Linked DNA regions of Mus musculus: regions 1 and 3 are each linked to region 2. The links are chromatin loops, found by intact Hi-C in ENCODE. Cell type or tissue: left cerebral cortex. All regions are shown on one strand.

Evidence for each region. Peaks named below come from ENCODE experiments on the same cell type or tissue, not always from the same donor. Only the 100,000 strongest peaks of a DNase experiment are listed, where the experiment ranks them.
Region 1: it touches region 2 in a loop (12-fold over the local background); 2 of 42 quality-filtered maps call a loop at or near these places.
Region 3: a loop joins it to region 2, with 6 times the contacts of the local background. A loop is called at or near these places in 2 of 42 quality-filtered maps.

What each region holds. Positions count from the first base shown.
Region 1 is chr13:84,749,670-84,753,669 of GRCm38, reverse strand. The region is part of intron 2 of Gm34196 (a long non-coding RNA gene); the gene reads left to right. Among named protein-coding and RNA genes, the nearest start is that of Gm34246, 76 kb to the right of the region's middle. In left cerebral cortex, no CTCF peak of the experiment used is centred here; DNase peaks (open chromatin) are centred at 257, 1,099, 1,934 and 3,369; H3K4me3 peaks cover 1,199 bases; H3K27ac peaks cover 4,000 bases.
Region 2 is chr13:84,563,995-84,567,994 of GRCm38, reverse strand. No RefSeq gene overlaps it. Among named protein-coding and RNA genes, the nearest start is that of Gm34246, 110 kb to the left of the region's middle. In left cerebral cortex, no CTCF peak of the experiment used is centred here; DNase peaks (open chromatin) are centred at 1,676 and 1,954.
Region 3 is chr13:84,057,031-84,061,030 of GRCm38, reverse strand. All of the region lies in intron 1 of Gm17750 (predicted gene, 17750), which reads left to right. Among named protein-coding and RNA genes, the nearest start is that of Gm17750, 5.7 kb to the left of the region's middle. RefSeq lists an enhancer at 1-2,800. In left cerebral cortex, no CTCF peak of the experiment used is centred here; DNase peaks (open chromatin) are centred at 1,110, 1,860, 2,597, 3,865 and 3 more places; H3K4me3 peaks cover 700 bases; H3K27ac peaks cover 3,909 bases.

The DNA of each region.
Region 1 (4,000 bases), 190 kb before region 2:
TTCTAGTTCATTTATAGTCAGAGTTGGTATTCAGTGTTTCTAGATTACCAAGGAAATTATATGGAATGGCATACACAGAGAGCTTATTTTACTTACATATTAGGAAGCTACATGTCTATATAACACAGAAAAATATACATATACCTATGCCTAGACATACATCAGTTACATTTCAGTTGCTAGATCAAAATAAAAATTCCTTTAGAGAAGGAAATATGCACCTCTACATATAAAAGTTCTCTTTTCACATGTGTGTTTAGTGACAGGTACTGTGCTCCAGAAACGACTTTTGTGTTACTGTAAACAAAGGCCAACTGAGGCTCCTGAGACAACTTGGGTAATAGGTTATGGATATCTTCTACATAATAGAAGAGAAATTAAATACATTTAAAAGATTAAATATGTGCATCGTATGTGATTCTGAACTAAATTCATTGTCGCATATCTGATGCAGCTATCTCCACTCTGACTATTTTGCCTTTATATTTTTCAATAGTCACTGCCATTTCTCAATAATGGGATAATTTTCTTCACAAATCTTTTAGAATTTGTGATTTGCAATTTTATCATGGTCCATGGTTTTATTCTTTCCTAAAAAGGCTAAACCACAAGATTTCTTGAAGGATAATACTGGAAATAAAATATGAATTGCATCTGATTGATAGTGGACAAGTAACACAGGTTAAAATGAGCATCCCTTCAGAAGAATACAGGTTCCCATTGACATTTAAGCAGAAACTGCATGGAGGGAAAGAGAAATTGAATTTAGCTGATGCAAATGAAATTAAAACTAAATTGGTTGTCATATCAAACTGATGTTAACTATGTAAATGTTTTCTGTTTATGAAACTACATTTTAAAGTGTATAATACTGCAGAAATATGAATATTTTTAAATTATTGAAAATAGAAATTTAAAAGACAGGTTGTGAAACTGTTTGAAATTATTTCCGCTTACCATGTCATACTATGACTCATGAACCATGTGCACACGGAGCAACTGTGATAAGCACACACACATACATGCATGCACATGTCAGTAGGCACGCATGTTTTGCTGGTCAGGCAGGATCCCATTACATCATTGCTTCAAATGCATTCATTCTCTTCAATATTGTTGGCTGTTTCAGGTTAACTACCAAAATCATTTGCCTGAGAAGCGAGATTTAATTGTCTTACAACTACCTCTGTGCAGTACAATAGGGATTACAAGTACCCATTGATTATACTATTGGGCAGAATAAGGGACTCTTATTCTAGCATTTCTCATTCATTTTGTCATTGCATTCTCTTTGAAAGAGACCAAATGGGTCCCAGCAGGTGAAAGCAAAGAAACCTGAAAGGCCCCCTTTGATGAATGACAATACCACAACCACCCTGCCCCCCCCCCCCCACTTTTGGAGATTATAAACCCTTATTAAATCATGCCCTGTTAGATATTGATTGAGAGGGGGCCAAACTAAACCCAACAATAGCAGCATGGATCAGAGAACACTGCTCTCATCAATGGGCACTAAACACAGCTAAGCTTTCCAATCCTTTTTTTTGGGGGGGTTGCATTTTTTTTTACTATTTACTTTTGTTTAAACCATTATCCCAGAAAGTCATACAATTATAGTTGCTTTGTCAGACAAGAATAGATCTTAGCTGTCTAGCACTTCATCTTTTTGAATGTAGCAGTGTATTGCACAAACAATATTGTACTTGGTTAAGATTCAGTATTATGATGATTATTTGGGGGTGCAATTCTAGGTAATTATCATAATTATTCTTGACTCTGGGACCCCTTTGATGACAAGACTGCTTTAAAGTAAACCACTTGGACATAACAACCCAAGATATTTGAAAAGCGATTGCTACCAGAACCAGAGTTGAAAATTCACCCATATTTTAAGGCTATCTTGATTATCAGGCTGTTTGCGTTCCTAGGCTGTCTTTTCTGCCATCTGTGAGCACCACAGCAAACAACCCCTTGATGACAATCACTTCAGTAGAACTAGAATATGTCTGCTTAACAGGAGACTTCTGTAATAAGACTCAGTGCTAATTAACTGTCAGCCTTTAAAAAAATAATAAGCCAGCAGACTGCATTTTAGAAAAACATTCTACCAAAAAATTTCCAAACAAAAATTAAACTTCTGTGCCAAGCTATAACTTCTGCTCCTTGTCGACAGGCCTTACCCAGACTAAAACTGTTTACTTTAAATAGATTGAATCTGATAAAGGGTTTCATTTTTCTTGACTACAGGTAAGAACATTTGCTCTGGGTAGCTATATGATTCAATAATTTTATAATCCTCCATAAATAAAAAAGGGAAGATGTGGGATGTGTGAAGAAAAAGGAAAGAAAATATTCAGGTGCAAAAAAAAAAAAACCCACCATTTGTGTAAGAAATTGTCATTACATACTTACAAAAGAAAAGAAAAAAGAAGGAAAGAAAAGAAAAAAAGAAAGAAAGAAAGAAAGAAAGAAAGAAAGAAAGAAAGAAAGAGAAAATAAAAAGGAAGTGTCATAACTAAAAGATTTCCTTAGATGAAAAGATACCAAATTAATAGTTTACTATCAAAGTTAAATAATATTCAGTTCAGAAACCTGTTTGGAGTAGCATCATGGCACTTACAGAAAGGATATTTAATATCTGCAGCGACTCTGACTGCATGCGAAAACTACAGAAACAAAGCTTGTGTGAGATGAAAATAGAACTCTAAATACCACGGTTAACTCCATGAACTCAGTTACTCTGTTGAAAGAATATTAGTATCCCCTTTGTTTTTGATGAAAATATTTCCTAGAAAAATTATAAAGCATAAACACTAAAGCTTTGATTATTTTATTTAAGACCTGGCTTAGGATTTCAATTCTAAATATACACAGAAAGAAAAGCTTCTCAGACCGGTACAATAACTATAGAAAGTAAGACAAAGACAAAACTAGTGTGTTTGGGAAAATTTTTCCTTTCTTCGTATTGTTTTTCCTCAATTAAATTTTAATTGCATCTCTGGATTAAGTTTTATTATTTAATTACATAGGATTTACTGAAAACTCTCTTACTGTTTATCAATATTTTCCTCTCATGGGTTTCCTGAAATTGTAAGTTTAACTTTTGAAGTTAGGACTTATATACTTTTAATAGCTTTAAACACTTGGCATTAATATTATGATTTATAAATCTTCCTTTCCTGTTTTGATTCTCACATCTTCCTAATACTCTGAGTGAAAATTAAGCATTTGAAAGTTAAAGCTACTGCTTTAAAGTCAGTGTATCCAACTCTTATATTAAACCATGTTGACTTGCAAAACAGTTTCCAAGTCATGTGTTAGAGGCTAATTATTTTTTAAAGTATGACTCTCTGCATACATTTCTATAAATGCTGCCAGCCAGTTCAAAATCTCTCCAGCTTTCCTAAGTTAGTTGATACAGACTACATTTAGTTAGGTGACAAATGTACTACTAATCTAATTTTAACTATATTTAATGCCTTCAAATACGTGTCTTATGATTTTTGTTATACACGCCCTGATTCATTTAATTTCTTTGTTGACTTGTGTTTCCACAAAAAAATAGCAATACTTTTTTAATTGAAACATCTATTTTTTAAATACCTCACTAGATTACACTATTAGACTTCCTTGTTTCTAGCAAGTAGGTATAATGTAAGATAACCAGAATTTCACTTCAAATACATTCTTTTCAATTAAATCTTCTTAAATACATTAATTAAATACATTTCCTATTTTTCCACTTCAAGAAATGTTGCAATTTTAATTTTTACTTTTAGTGGAAAAACTATAGTAAAATAATTCAATTTGGGGAGTAGATTTCCCAATAGCAAGCTTATTGGCACTTTTCACTGCCCTTCTTTGTATGTGAGAATTACTATATTTATTTAGGATGTGCCCTGTGCCCATGCTTCTGTGTGCACAGAAAGATTGGACCTGAATACATTTTCATCTATTATATTTAAGTTTCAGCGATGTCAGAAACTATCTTGGTTTCAGC
Region 2 (4,000 bases):
CTCTAACCCATGAAGTGCTGTTTTTATAAAGGTGCAATATTCAAACATACCAATACTATATTTTGCTTATTTATGTAAAATGACAGTAACTTGAAAGGCAGAGTTGAGGCATGGATGAAACCATGGGGTAGACCTCATATCAAGCCTCGTGTTCAGCTACAATTCTGCTCCTTGCTCATCTAGTGCACTCAAGTAAGGCAAAAGCTTTGCCTCAAGCTGCCCCCCCGAAAGGGATGGCTAAGTAGCTCCGCAGTGTGAAAACCCTCTGTTGACTTCAAAGCTCAAGTTACCACAAGCTCAAGTTTCAATAGAAATATTTTAGATTTTTATGGCTAATAATAATCAAAGTCAAAAGCTATTGACAATCAACTTTTAAAGTATTTTATTCAAATAACTTGGCCAATTTTTACAAGACTATTCAAGGTCTCTTAGAAATTCCTTTTCGAAGAACTTATCTATAGTTTTCTTTGCTTCTTTTATTAATCCATGTGATACATAATGTCTGTACTCTGAGTGAACTTAATGATATCACTGCCTATTCACATGCTTCGCAGACAAATTAGAAAAGCTAGAGAACAATTCTAAATTTACAATAAATTTATTAAAAATATTCTTGAAATCAATTGACCAATATTCATATGTCATTTTCAAAAGACAAACATAGAGACAAGACTGCATGATCACAACCTCAAGAAACTCCAAAGCAGTGACTATAAAAGGGGTGCACAAATGATGTACACAGAAGACAGGATAGGCTCTGCTTGAGAAATGACAGCAAAATTTCATGAAAGAAGAGGAAAATAATACATATTTCACCTGGAGGATAACTCGATTCGCGATTAGAGAAATTCTCTTCAGGATGAGTCTGGCAGTAGCTTATAAATTAAAGAGCTGGGTGGTTTATAATTATGACGCAGCATGACCCATTTATAGAAATTTCATTTCCTATAATATGGTTTAAACAGTAATATGATGAAAAATTTGTAGTGAAAGTACATGTGAATGCTTTCCTTACAAAAGATTTTTACTGCTGTCAGTTTTTGAATTAGTCACTATAATGGAATCATGGTCACTTCTTCAAAATGTAAAATGCATGTGCATATATATATATATATATATATATATATATATATATATGAGAAACAAAATAAGATCTCTTTGTTTTAGCTGGACACAATGTAAGTTCCCTGTAGAATTTTTGCAGGTGTGTTAACTCAACCATCAGGGCCCCTCAGGTTCATGCCGACCTCCAGGGAAGGACATAACTCCTAAAGAGCCTCCTTCCCAGGATACCATTCTTCGGAGTCTTAGTGGCCCCCTTTAAAGGACGAGGTCCCTCACCCTCACCCCTCTGCCCTCCCCAGTCTGAGTCTGGGCGCCATTAGCGCACTGGAGCAGTAATTTCACTAAATTGTACCTTACTGGCCCCCTATTACGAAAGGAAGTGTGAATACTGCCAAAGCCCTTTCGTAACTGGCAATGGAATCACAGGTCAGAAAACATCTTTAGCAAGCATAAATTATTAGGCTCACTATAAAAGAGAGCTGACAGATGAAACAGGCATTTCCATGAGTGAACAATACAGCTTCAATTCAAAGACTACTGATTGGGTGTTCAGCCTCCCAGCATAAACAGCTATTCAAATTTTAAACTGTAACCATCTGAATAAAGAGAAGGATTGCCACGGACACCTCGGGTTCTTCTGAGAGCTTCAACAAGGGATGCGATATAAATAAAATGTCAACCCATAGGTTGAGTATTTCTTCTTCCCAAGGGTAAATTCATAGCCAATGAAACAGAAGGCCAGTGTTTTAGATCATAGGCCACCCCAGAATCATGGAGAGCCGAATTCCTCTAATAGGTGCCCCAGAGCTTTGCTAGGAGATGGTCACTGAGCACATCAGCCTCCCTCTCCACCCACCCTGTCTGTCTGAGTCCTTCCCAGTCTTCCCTTTTGTAAGATGTTATCTGTATTCATGGGGCGAGGCTGGTGGGGATGAAGTCACAAATGTGTAATTATAAACCTCAGAACAATGCAACGCATTCTACTCATAAAAAAGTAGACATCGCCGGTTTCTTGTGGAGACACCACAAAGAAAGACTGCAGCCCGAAATAATGCAAAATCCAGCTAGAGAACAGCACTGTATCTGCTTTGGTGAAAGACTGAAAGCCTAGCGGTTTTAAGCCTCCTAGAATCTGTTGAGAAACTGATAAGAACCTAAGACCAGTCTTTGATTGTTTGTAAATCTCTGATTCACTTGCAGGCATTGGCTGTCTGAATAATGATGGGAGATGTGTATCTAGTACATGCTTAGAGTAAAAGCTTCTCTCTATCTCACAAATGGGGCACATTAGTTAATAGTTCAGATATTAAACACATAGACTTAAATTGAGACTCCTTGAATTTGGGAAGATTCAAACAGTAATTTTAAGTAAAAATAGCAGAGAGTTATCTATTGTTACCAGACTAAAGGACCTTGGGTCTGTGCCTTCTCAGAACTACATGCTAAGCACTCTACCCACAACCCTGTCCTTTAAGCACCAGACTGGGTCTCATATTCTACACAAAAGGAAACTATAAACACAGAACTTTTGCTTGTTAATGATAGGTTTGGAATTAATTTTCTAGTAATTGACACTGGAAAGCCTACCAACACTAATGATTCCCACCCCTATATCTCCAGATCTGTGGAGAGACAATTGTCTTTAATGAACAAAGTACACAAACAATTCATTTACACTGAAGATCTAGGCAGGAGTAGAATGCTTTCTTCTCATCTTGATATGTTTGTTTCATATAATTGTGAAAAATATTATACATGGAAAAGCTTGCTATTTGAAAAATCTGCCCTCAAAGATTTCTCTATATTGATTCATGTTACAAAAGCAAACAGGCCTCTCTGCTATGAAGTGCAGTTTTCTCACTTCCATGCCTCTGCAAGGATGTTGGTTACACTGATTTTATGTGCTAAGAATAAAATCAGCTGTGTATTAACAAGCAAAGAGTCCTGCTGCTGAGAACTACTGTGAAGTATGACACTAAAGGAGGGGGGATTTTAAGAAGGAGAAAACTGAATACATGTGCAATTAGACATGCCTTTGATGACCTCTGATCTCAGGCTGTGCTGTCTTCATTCAGTCTCCTTCCCATAACTACAGTTGAAGTACGAGTCTATATTAATTAAGGAGTGGCTCCAGGCCACCATTTAGAACTACTAGAGGGAAGTTATATATTTGAGTCCCTTGTTATTAAAAGCACTCAGGCAGCATTCATTAATAATACTACCTAAAATACAGCATGCAACTGGCCAGAATAACCTGAGTCTAATGCCAAGTTCAATCCAGTTATTGATATATGGTCATTTTGATGAGAAATTATCAAATCATTTTTGCAATGATTTCCTATGACTCAAATAGACAAAATTTTCTAATCCAATGATTTCTCTTTTAAATCTAAAAGCATGGAGAAAAATATGTTCATACCTTACTGTAGTAGAGTTTGCTGTATTAAAGTTCTTTGTGCTGCATATAGTCAAATAAATCAAATAAATACATGTTCTTATCTAGAAGATTTTTCAGGAAAAAAATTTATAGTATTATCCATTAATTATCTAAGCACTAATTTTTACAGACAAGGCAGTTATATGGTAAATTTTATACCAAAATGTAATTTTAACTACTTACTAAAATAACTTTAAATAATCTGCATTTTCCCTGGCCTAAAATATTTGTATCTAGTCTACATAGGGGCTTGTCCACGATGTTTCAAACTTCCATTGTACCTTGCCATAATGATGACCATCATTGGATTATAGATACTCAGTATTTTTCTTCTCTCGTTATCAGTAGTTCTTAACTCAGAGGAGACGAAATTCAGAGTGTAGCAGTATATACACATAATCCATGTTATTGGGAGGCTGAAGTAGGAGGATTACAATTTTGAGAACAGACTGAGATAAATGAGTAGACTCTAATCAAAATATTGCTTTACTTTGAAAT
Region 3 (4,000 bases), 510 kb after region 2:
GAGCGTCTTCAATTTATTGCTCACATGTTACCTCATGTTTAAGAACTTACTGTGAGAATGTATTCAGAGATACAATCATCTGATTCCCCCCCCCCCCTCCCCACACACTTTTTATTTGCCCCAGAAATCAGCCTTGCCCTATTTGGAGAATTCAGAGATGTTATGGACCTTTTAGTGTTTCAACAAAAAGTTGAGGACCGTGAAGTCAGAAATCCTCTCCCCAAATGTTAAGGGCCAGGTTGCCTGCTGCTGTTTCTCTGTGCAGACTCATGGAGACGGGTGCCTCTCAGCCTTTGCTCTGCCCTCTCTTCTGTGATTTCTTTATTTTTTAAATTGGCCCTACCCTTTTCTACTAGATCGCTTGATTTGGCCATACTTCCCTTAGTACATTCTCATTGTTGCTCTCAGAACTTATATGAGGTTTGGACTGGTAGTGTTTTTCCTTATTTTCAAAGCTTTGAGATTCAGATGTGAAGAGCTAAGACAGTTCTCTGGACATGCTCACAGATTCTACCCAAGACCTTAAGCCATGCTTTTACACTTATGGGAAAAGGAAAAAATATGCACAAGCTTCTGATACTAAGGGCACAGCCTGGACATACACCTTGTCCTCTTCTTCTTGGCCTCATCTGCCCTAAAGAATGAATATATTCATCCCTAAGGTTGCTGCTTCAAAGTGACCAGTGAGATGCTAACAGGTCAGCTGGCTGTCCTGTTGGACAGAGGGTCCATAAATCAGAGAAGACTTGGTATGGTTGAAAGAAGAAGGTAGTCCAGCCTGAGGGGAGCCCCCTGTAAATCTCTCCAGGAGCTTTGTTCCTGGTAGGGGTAGGGGTGGGGGTTGGAGTTGGGGTAGTCATGGCTGTAGCTGTTATTAATGCCCTGGCCCTCCTGCAGTGGGTGCTAACTTCTTGTGCATGAGAGCTGCCTCTACCCTTCCCAAACATCGGCTGCTTGGAAAAGTCAAGCAGGGCTGAACTCTGATTTTCATTTAATAGTCAAAACCAAGATGCGTTTGGGCTATGATGATAGGACAGCTCCCTTGAAAAGATTATTTGAACTACAAAGGCATTCATTTAGGGCTAGCGATGTTGCAAAAGGGTCTGCTAGAAATTAGCAGCCTGTCCTGGTATTTGGAGAGCAAGAGTGACAACTTACTGGAAGTTCTCAAGGAATCATTTATATTTCACACTCCACTAGGCAGCTGATTTGAGATTGTCTGTTAGCATAACAAAGGCTCTGAGCCTGTGAACTTCAGAAACCTTTCGACCTCTTAGCTGCTGGCATGAATAGCCCCCAGTCCTGCCTATAGAGATCTCCCAAAGCTCCCCTGTTCGTGGCTAAATTGTTAATCAGGGTAATTTAATATAGTTTTCAATATGCCTCATCTCTTATTGGGAAAGGTATTCACAGCTTCCCTACCCCTGAAAAAAAAAAGTTCTTTTATTCAAGTGTGAGAGGGGCAGCTGCAGACAGACCCCCTTCTCTTTACTTCACCTCCCCCCCATCCCACTCCTTCCCAGCCACAGTTTTCTGAGTAGCAACCACGGGGAAAGGACAGAAAGAGAACTACGTTGACATTCCCTTTGCATGCACTCCACCCTGAACCTGAAGCTCAAGGCTGTTTATGCTGCGAGACAACTAAACAAAAACCGCAAGCACCACAGTCATAACTAAAACCTCAGAGTGATCACACACACACACACACACACACACACACACACCCCACACCCTGTTCTCCACCTCCCTTTTACCACCACCCTTTCCCCTCCCCCTTCATCCCTCAGCTCAGCTGCTCTTCTGGCCCCGACAAAATGCACCAGACCCCAAGGCCTGCTCATTTTCATTTTGTCGGAGGCAAAGGCAGCCTGCTCACTCCTTTGCACAGCGACACTCGTCCTGTCCCCTGCATCTACTCTCAGTGTGGCTCCCTCGCAGCGTCAATTCACATGCACATTAGTTAACTGAAGAGCAGGAGCACAAATATATTCATTTTAATCCAGTTAAGACCTAAGAGGTCTCATAGGATATTATTCAATAGTTTGAAAACCAAGTATAAAACTCAGCTTTTGCTACAGTGTTTCATCTCAGGGAGGCCTACAGTATGCCTTTCTTTTGCTTTCCACCAGTGCGTGCTCAAGAAATAAAATGAATAATGAAACAATTATAAGCAAAGAACCAGCTGCAGGTGGATATTCTGTTAAAATATTGTATTGTTGACTCTGTTAATTACCGTACTTCTCGTACCCATGCTCAAATTCAGAATGAGAATTTTATAAGATGAAAGGAAAAAAATATGAAGTCACAAATTGTGTTTCTTTTTTTTTTTTTAAATCAAAAACAGAACAATATATCTCTTAATCATATAGTTAACCTTTTGTTCCCATGTGAGAATTTTAGGCCATTTCTAAACGGTATTTGTGTATTTCTGAGCTGCTGTAAGTGTAGTTTTCTATGGGGTTGTTGCTCTGTCTTTTTGCCTTGTGTCTTCAGGGACTTCTTGCCTTTGTCAGACTTTGGTGGGTCTGTTTGCCTCTTAGCCTCCTACAGTTGGTCAAAGCCAGCATCTAGATCCCAAAGTATTTTCCTTGATAGCTCTCTAGGTTAAGGTGGTTCCTGATGCGGATGGGAGACTTGCTTAACTTACTTGGCACCCTACTCTAGCATCACCAAAGTGCTAGAAAGCAGGGAGACAAATCTCTCTTTATTGCACCAGGGACGGGTTATTCAAGCCCCCCAAACAGAAAAACAAATCCAGACACACTCTCAGGAATACATACCCACTCAGTAGCCCAGCTTCTTTCCCAATCTCATTTTTCTGGGTATTAAAAAATGGCTATAAAAATGGGCTTCTTAATTAATGTAAACATCTCAACAGTGTCCATAGATAACAAAATAATTGCATGCAGTTAGATTATTATCAACTTTCAAATCTGCATTTTCATTGGGGGCGGTGGGTTCTGACAGTTTTAATTCCAGTGTTTTGGAAGTTTTTAGATTATAAACATTTCTATCAATAATCTATGCATTATTCATTTTAATGATGTATATTTTATTTTATTCTTTAAGTAATGATTTTCATTTTTCTTGATTTCTTAAACTAGAATATTTTAAAATATAAATTAATAATTATTATGAGCAAGTAGATTGCTGATTTCTCTTTTAAAAATCCAAAGACATAAAATCATTCATTTCACAAGTTCACAGAAATGTAACTTTCATGAGCTGTCTAGAGAGAAAGAAAATACAGTGGCTTTAAACTCAAGACAGAAAAAAACCCCACACAATTGATATTTTCTGTGCTTTTGCTTAACCCTGTTTTCATTAGCCTTTTCCTCATTAGGATTTATGATCCATGTCCTTTTCTATACTTCCACAGCTCTGATTTCTGTTAAATTTTGTAACAGAGGTTAATGAGTACAAAGGAATAGAAGGCCTGTTTGCTTTCATCTATGATGCTCAGTATTTTAAGGCTGTTTATATTTGCATTTAAATTTTTTCTGTAATTTTAAATTGTTAAGATTCAGTGAAATTAATTACATCAGAGTTATCTAACAGGGAAATTTTTTTTTTTTTAAAAAGGAAATTAAACAGTGCAATTCTGCTGAATTGTAATGTTTTCCTGGGCCTGGACCATCTCATGCCCTCTCCAGCACTGTATAGTTTGGGTTTCATGTTTGTGGAAGAAGAAAGATTGGGGGGAGAAGGATGTGTTTTTGGAATGGTGTTTGACAAGGGGAATGAACGCAGACACCAGAACAATTATATTACAATCCCATTGGGGATGCCAGCACCAAATTTAGCCAGACTGATGGGGCACTGTCTAGACGGTCCCTTTTGTGTATCAGCTGCTTTCTCTCTGCTTTATTGCGTTGCCTCAATGTGTGAGTTGAACATGCATATGGATCCCAAGCATAGCCATTCCTGCTATTAAACCTGCTGTCATTTGGCTAACACTCAAGGGCTACGTGTTCCTACTGCATTCCCTTCACGGTATTTT